2 separate regions of the Homo sapiens genome follow, and region 1 is linked to region 2. The links are chromatin contacts, found by Hi-C in ENCODE. All regions are on one chromosome and are shown on one strand. The core of a region is the stretch at or near the end of the contact, and the rest is flanking DNA. Distances in the headings are between cores, read along the strand shown.

The links. Hi-C counts contacts between places; a loop is a spot of excess contacts on that map. Pooled maps may share reads with other maps.
Region 1: a loop to region 2 is called in a map of naive thymus-derived CD4-positive, alpha-beta T cell, with 13 times the contacts of the local background. The contact joins the promoter of TBX5 here to the promoter of LHX5-AS1 in region 2. A Hi-C loop is called at or near these places in 1 of 168 maps with a recorded cell type or tissue (naive thymus-derived CD4-positive, alpha-beta T cell), 22 of 37 single-sample maps with no recorded cell type and 14 of 50 pooled maps.

Annotation. Positions count from the first base shown.
Region 1 is chr12:114,404,384-114,408,098 of GRCh38, reverse strand. It overlaps TBX5 (T-box transcription factor 5), which reads left to right and starts at 1,955. Exons shown (of 9, transcript NM_181486.4): 1 at 1,955-2,471. RefSeq lists enhancers at 1,528-2,028, 2,067-2,753.
Region 2 is chr12:113,470,048-113,473,527 of GRCh38, reverse strand. It overlaps LHX5-AS1 (LHX5 antisense RNA 1), which reads right to left and starts at 1,525. Exons shown (of 2, transcript NR_126425.1): 1 at 1,446-1,525. It overlaps LHX5 (LIM homeobox 5), which reads left to right and starts at 1,657. Exons shown (of 5, transcript NM_022363.3): 1 at 1,657-2,202. The coding sequence starts at 2,030. RefSeq lists an enhancer at 1,775-2,575.

The DNA.
Region 1 (3,715 bases), core at 706-3,205, 930 kb before region 2:
CAAGTCCTATAGGTGCAGCGGCTGGTGAGATAGTCGCTATCGCCTGGTTGCCTCTTTATTTTACTGGGGTATGCCTGGTAATAAACAGTAATATTTAATTTGTCGGAGACCACAAACCAACCTTGAGCTGGGAGGTACGTGCTCTTCTTGACAGACGTTGGAAGAAGACCTGGCCTAAAGAGGTCTCTTTTGGTGGTCCTTTTCAAAGTCTTCACCTGAGCCCTGCTCTCCAGCGAGGCGCACTCCTGGCTTTTGCGCTCCAAAGAAGAGGTGGGATAGTTGGAGGTGAGTTTCACCCTGGAGGACTGAGGGGGGAAATAGGTTTCTCTTTGCACTTGGCCCTCCTTGGCTTTTCACCCCGTCTTAGTCTTGCTGAATCTTCTCTTGCTGTGCTGCTACTTCTCATGAACGAAATAAGAATGGCTTCGTGTGTCACCTGGCAAGAATGGATTCTCTCGAAAGGTTTGAAAATCCCTATTTTGCTTGGTGGCCCAGACCATCTGTGCTCAATGAGCTAAGCAAATCTGGCTGGGCTATTACCTGGGAGAGTCCAGATTTTTCCTCTCTGGAGGGGCCTGAAGATTATTTATGGGAATTAATTTTATCCCCAAATCTCTGAGAACTTAAAGGGATTGGGAAGGTCTTTCTGGATTTCCCTTTCCCTCTACTGGAGATGTAGCGGTTCAGCCTTCTTCCGATGCCATGTTTGTTTTTCGTGTCTTCGGCCTAGGGTCGCCTTGCCAGCAAGCCTAAAGGCCTCCAAGCTGACTTGGAGGGTGAGGGTGTTTTCACAAATAAATACATCGCCTGGGCAAAGGGAAAATATCTGTTTGCAAACAAACCTGGAAGGTGGAGTGAGCACCATAGCAAAGGAGGGCTGGCTTTCTCCCCGGTTGCCCCACATTCAGGGTTGGAGATTCTCCACTTTGGCATTTTGCAGCAATGGCCTGGCCTGGGATTTTAGCAGAGCAGTCACAGAGGGTTACACAGCTGCTGACCTCGGGGCATTTCTCCTCCCTCCATCCCTTTCTCCAGACCTTGACTTGCAGGCCCAAGTCTCTTATCAGAACCCTAGAAAAATCAGTATGATGGGGGTACAGGAGGTAAGGATGGGAAACAGAACAGGACTCCTGACATTTACTCCAAGCACCAATATTCGGTGTCCCAATCTGGGTCTGCTCAGACTGAGACCTACTGACTGTGTTTGTGCTTTTATTGACCTCTTCAACTCACCCTAAAAAAAAAAAATACATCTCAGAGAGGGAAAGGGCAAGGAGAGGAGACCAGTGGAGATGAAAACCCTAGCCAGTCCCCAGTGACTGTTTGATTATTTTAATAAAACTGGGCACTGCCTTGTGTACACCTGGAGCAGGGGACGTCTGGTGGCCCCACTGGGTGGGGGGTGAGGGCCCGCAGCGATTTCTTAGCATCTTTGATCTCGGCCCCCATCCCAATGCACCTTCACCCTGCCTTCACCCCAGAGTCGTTGAGAGTAGGGGTGATGAGTAGGGGGTGGAGGGGAGATGTCAGGAAGGCGAGCGCCGGCCAGGCGGGGTCAGGCAGCTCTCCTTCTCGAGGTCAGCGTTGGAGAGAATGTCTGCAAGGCTGCGGAGGCCCGCGGTGTGTTTGTGTGTGTGCGTCCAGACTCGGTTCTCTGCACCGCCAGCGTCACTGAGATTACTTCCCGATTAGAAGCCGACCGCGTTTGAAATGATTTGTGCAGGAGTTTTTGCAGCCACCGCTTGCTCAGAGAAGCAGAGATGGATGGAGGTTGGGAAAGGGGTAGAGAGGAGGGAGTTATTGCAGGTCTGTGTTGAGAGTCGTATTGTGATTTGAGTGTTCGGGAAATCTAGTGGAAATTTGGGGTGGGGGGAAGGGAGGACGGGAGGGTGGGAGGGAGAGAGAAGGGGGAGGGCGACAGAGTGCAGTGGGAGCTAGTTGGATAGGCGATTTCAGTACTTTGTGAGCATCGAGGCAACCCAACGTCACTGTGCTCAGCTGAGTTGGCTTGTATTTCAGAGAGAGAGAGAGAGGGAGAGAGAGTGAGAGAGACTGACTCTTACCTCGAATCCGGGAACTTTAATCCTGAAAGCTGCGCTCAGAAAGGACTTCGACCATTCACTGGGCTTCCAACTTTCCCTCCCTGGGGGTGTAAAGGAGGAGCGGGGCACTGAGATTATATGGTTGCCGGTGCTCTTGGAGGCTATTTTGTGTTCTTTGGCGCTTGCCAACTGGGAAGTATTTAGGGAGAGCAAGCGCACAGCAGAGGAGGTGTGTGTTGGAGGTGGGCAGTCGCCGCGGAGGCTCCAGCGGTAGGTGCGCCCTAGTAGGCAGCAGTAGCCGCTATTCTGGGTAAGCAGTAAACCCCGCATAAACCCCGGAGCCACCATGCCTGCTCCCCCGCCTCACCGCCGGCTTCCCTGCTAGGAGCAGCAGAGGATGTGGTGAATGCACCGGCTTCACCGAACGAGGTAACCGTCCCGGCAGATGGCCCGGGAGGCTCAGGAGGGAGCTCGTCGGCCGAGTCGGCTGGGGCGGCGGGAATGGCGGATTCCAGCCCGGCTTTGCATTCTGCAGAGCACAGCTTGCAGAGATTTTGCGCGGCTCGGAGCTCCCCGGCAAATGGAGTCTGGGAGGCCGCCGCGGCTGGCGGAGCGGCATTGAGGTTTGCAGAAGCACGGCCTGGTTCTGTCAAACCGCATCTTGTTCGCCTCCGCCAGCCCAGAGCTCCCCGGGACCCTGGCGAGGGCGCGGGGTAGGATTCTCCCCGCGGCCGGCAGTGAATGGGAGCGCGTGTAGGGGCGCCAGCCCTGCTTTCTTTTGTTGTGAGTAGGCAGCGGGGCTCCAGTCGCCGCCTCCCTGAAGCCCCGAGAACGAGGCGAAGAAAGCTGCTTGCAAGTCAGGCCTCAGAAGCTGTCCTTCTCCTCGGCCCCATTTCTAGATCTCTGGCCACAGCAGGTCAGGGTGGGATCTGGCCGCTTGCTTAAGCAGCTGCTGAGGTTTTGGGGGACCATCGCTTGTGCCCGCTTCCCAAAGTCTTCCCGTTCTAGGGGGAATTCCTACTTGCGTATAGAAGAGATTGGAAGGAGATCAGAGAGCAGGAGACAGGCTCATCGGGCTTGAACAGCTCTGCGGCAGTTATTTTGTGTGTTCTAAGCTCATACGCCTGCAAACCCGGGCCGTTCTATGCATTGCGGGGACCCGGGCTGCAGATTCAATGTCTCCAGCCTAGGACTTATCCGAGAATGATTTTGTCCTCGCCAATCCTGAGCCTGAGCCTGCAGTTTTAGCAGGCCAGGCCTGGCTGAAGTTCAGAGAAACCCCTTTCGGCCTGGTCACTCCACAAAATGCCCGCCATCCCCCGCCCGGCATCAGAGCGCTGGTGGCGGGCACCCAGTGACGAGCCTTCCTCGGAACGGCTGCACGGTGACTTTCTTCATCTAGTCTTCTGTTTGGCTACTTTTTATCTTTTAACGAATCTTACTTAAGGTTGGGATAAAGAAAAGGATGTTTAATTTTAAAGGACTTTTAATGTTAAGGCCTGTAACTGGTAAAAGGTGTATATGAATTCTCTTTTGAACCTAGTCTCAATCTGCACAACCTTCCCCTTCTGTGTTTTTCTTTTTGCAAGAGGCGGGTTATTTCACACATTTCTGCCTGCTGCAGAAAACTATTCCTCTTGTGAGGTTTAATAAAAAGAGTTTCGACGGCATCT
Region 2 (3,480 bases), core at 276-2,775:
TGCACGCCCTCACCTACACACAAACACACACATTCAGATTTTTCAAAGTACACCTTCACATCAATGCTTGCAAACACAGACACAAACACTCTTACGTGAATGCACACGTACACATGAAAACACCCTCACATTTATGCATCCTCAAATAAGCAAACACACATAGGCACAGACCAACAAAAATAAAAGTGCACACAGTGATAAACACAAACATTAGCAGGACCATACACAATTACAAACACACGAATCTGCACACACGAAAACGCACACGCAGAAATTTACTCACAGGATTGATGGTACTAACACAATAAACAGATGCAAAAATGGAATTCTCAAACAGCGAGTATACACTAACAAGCTCAGGAAACACACCCAAACAAACATTCACAGCCAAGTGCTGGCACAAACCCCTCCAGCTCCAGCCCTTGGTCCCAGGCCCTACTCCCTCAGCCCCCTTTCCAGAAGCGAAAGGCAAATCCTGGTTGCCCATTCCCGGCTTCCCCAACTAGGATCCCTGGTGGCCACGCTGGCCCCAGGGGAAAGGAGGCCTGGTCCCTTCTCCTACTCAGACCCACACACCCCCTCCTCACGCACACCTGCCAACATCCCCCCTCCCCCTTAACACACACACACTCTCTCTCCTCACACTCTGGGCGCCCTGCCGAGCACGGAACATACGTGCGCCGCTTCTCCTGCGCCCAATGAGGGGACGAACTTGCACACCCAGCCCGCACGGCGTGAATACAAACAGCGCTCTCATAGTCGCTGGTGTCCCCCGCCTCAGCCGTACGACCCACTCACCACAGTGCCCCATAGGCTGACCTGGAATCTGGAAGGTGCAGCGAGGAAAGGAGAGACGTGGTGAGTGCCACCTCCGAGCTGTCTGCGGGAAGACCCGTCCACCCTGAATCTCCCCCTGTCCACATCTCCCTCAGAGCCCCGTGAGCAGCGCACTCAGGCCTGAAACTCTGGAGTTCGGGACCAGGCCAAATGGCACCCCTCCTGCTCCCCCGCCTCCCCACCCTGGGCCTGGGCCTGGGCTCGGCGGCCGGGCGGGGAAAACTACCCAGGCCGCGCGGTCTCCACTAGCTCTCTCCATGAGAAAGGCCCGGCTGGGCCCCAGCCCCGTGTATGACAAAAAGAAGCCGGGGCCGGCTCCAGGAGCCGGGAGAACCGCGCTGACGCAGCTTCAGGGCGCAGAGGGGGCGCGGGGGTGGGGGAATCCAATCTGGGCTGGCTGGGCTGGAGAAGGGGAGCGAAGTGTGGGGCGTGGGGCAACTTCTGCAAGTTCCAGGGATGGCGAAGGGGGCAGGGGTACCTCCCGGACTAGGCCTTGGAACCCGTGACCCCCAAATATTTGTGAGGAGAAAGAGAGAGGAAGAGAGACGCAATTTTCGTTTCGCGCTGCCCCCGCCCCGTCAGCCCCAAACTGGAAGGTAAATACTTACTTAGCCTCCGAACCAGGTACAAGCTAATACTCAACAATACTGATGCCTTGTTTTTTTTGCTCTGTCCGGACAGCAACGCTGTAGCCAATTTAGATATGCTATAAATTTAAGAGGTTGCCATGGCCACGGTGCGCCCATTGGCCGCTGGGCCCCCTACGTGCAGCGCCACGTCACCAAATCTGAATAAGGATGCGCGAATTACGCGGCGACCAGACAAAGATGAGGATCCGGACCGCTTGAAAGTGGGGGAAAGTGCCGGCGCCTCCGCCACCGGGGAAAGCCGCTCCGCAGCGCCGAGGCCAGCAGCCACCCGAGATACCTGGGGAAGCCCGGAACAGGCGCCGGGGCGTGCGGCCCGTGGCATGAGGTTGTGAACGCCACCCGCCCCCCACCACCCCACTCCGGGCAGCCCAGCGCCAGGCCAGAGATTGCCCAAGGACTGGACCGGCTGAGTCTTGGTCCGGACCAGACTCGCCCTGCAGCTGCTGAGACAAGAGGCGAAGGGCAGCGGAGGGCCCGGCAGGCCCGAGGGCCAGGGGCCCAAAGGGAGGGCAAGGCGGCCGAAGCCGCCGGGGCGCGGGGCTATGATGGTGCACTGCGCCGGTTGCGAGCGGCCCATCCTCGACCGCTTTCTGCTGAACGTGCTGGACCGCGCGTGGCACATCAAATGTGTTCAGTGCTGCGAGTGCAAAACCAACCTCTCGGAGAAGTGCTTCTCGCGCGAGGGCAAGCTCTACTGCAAAAATGACTTTTTCAGGTAAGAGGCCGCGCCGCTCTGCTGCCTGCGCGCCCACCCTGCGCGCGCTCCACTGGGGCGCTGGGGAAGGGGATACCCCCATCCCCATCCCAGCCTCCCCGGATCACAAGCTTAGATGGGGAGCGGGCAGCACTTTGCTCTCCTCCTGTCCTTGGTCCAGGAAAGGTCCCGAGCCCAGGCGGAGGAAGAAGGACGCTGCTTCGCTGCCTCACGTTGGCTCGAGGCCGGCTCAGAGCGCTGGCGGGGCAGAGGGAGGAAGCCCTGACAAACTTGCTATCCACTCCTCTCCGCCCCTTCCAAGCAGCTGCAACCCCAAGACAGAAGCTTCAAGCCCCGTCCCGAGAGAGAGGAAGGATTTTTGCATGAGTTAGAGACGCCTGAAGGCTTCTCGCTCCAGGCAGAATGTGTGAGCCCATCGGCCGCAATCCCAAACAGAAACTTCTCAGCTCCAGAGGGGGCCCAGCGAGGAAGGTCTCCCCTGGTGATGGGAGGAGAGAACCTCCCCCACCCACCTCCCAACCCCTTAAACATTTCCTCCCATGTTGAAAAGTAGAAACGAAATCGAGGCTGAGAATCAGGACCTCTGGGGTCTAGACTGGGCTGTGGCACCTCCCCAGCCCCCCTACCCCTGTGGGCCCTGTGGCTGGCCAGGGCAGATCACCTCTCTGGGCCTCAGTTTCCCCAGCCTGGAAGCCACTGGAGTTTGGGGCAGCTGAGCCCTACCTGTTTCCTCTGGGCACCCAGAGCCGGCTTTGTGAACAGGAATTCCCCGCGCTGAGGAATGGGGGCGTGAATCACGCCACAGAGAAAGGCAGCCTGCCGGCCCCAGCGACTCCGCACTGAGAATTTGAATGGGAGAAAATGTCAGCCGCTCCTTTACACGTGTTAACTCCCTGGACCCGGAGGCCCGATGCCCCTAATGTAGCAGTGCTTGCAAAGTGCCTAATGATTTTTGATAAGGTGCATATGGCCAATTACGCTGCCGGATAAGGCCAAAAGTGACTTATGGCTTCTAATGCCCTCACTACATCAATGTCACCCAAATTCGCCCTGTTTAGAGACATGGGTGTGAGTAGATGTGGGGTCCCTAGAGTCCTGGGTCCTCCCCCACCCCACCCCCAACCTGAGCCTCACCCATCTCCTATTTCGGGGGAGGCTGGCTTTCTCCCTGAGCTCAAAGAAGAAAGAAAAGGAATGAGATCAGGAACGCGGGAAAGCGGGGATTTGAGAGATTCCTGTCCTGGCCTTGCAGGATCTATGATTGTCCTCTATTCACAT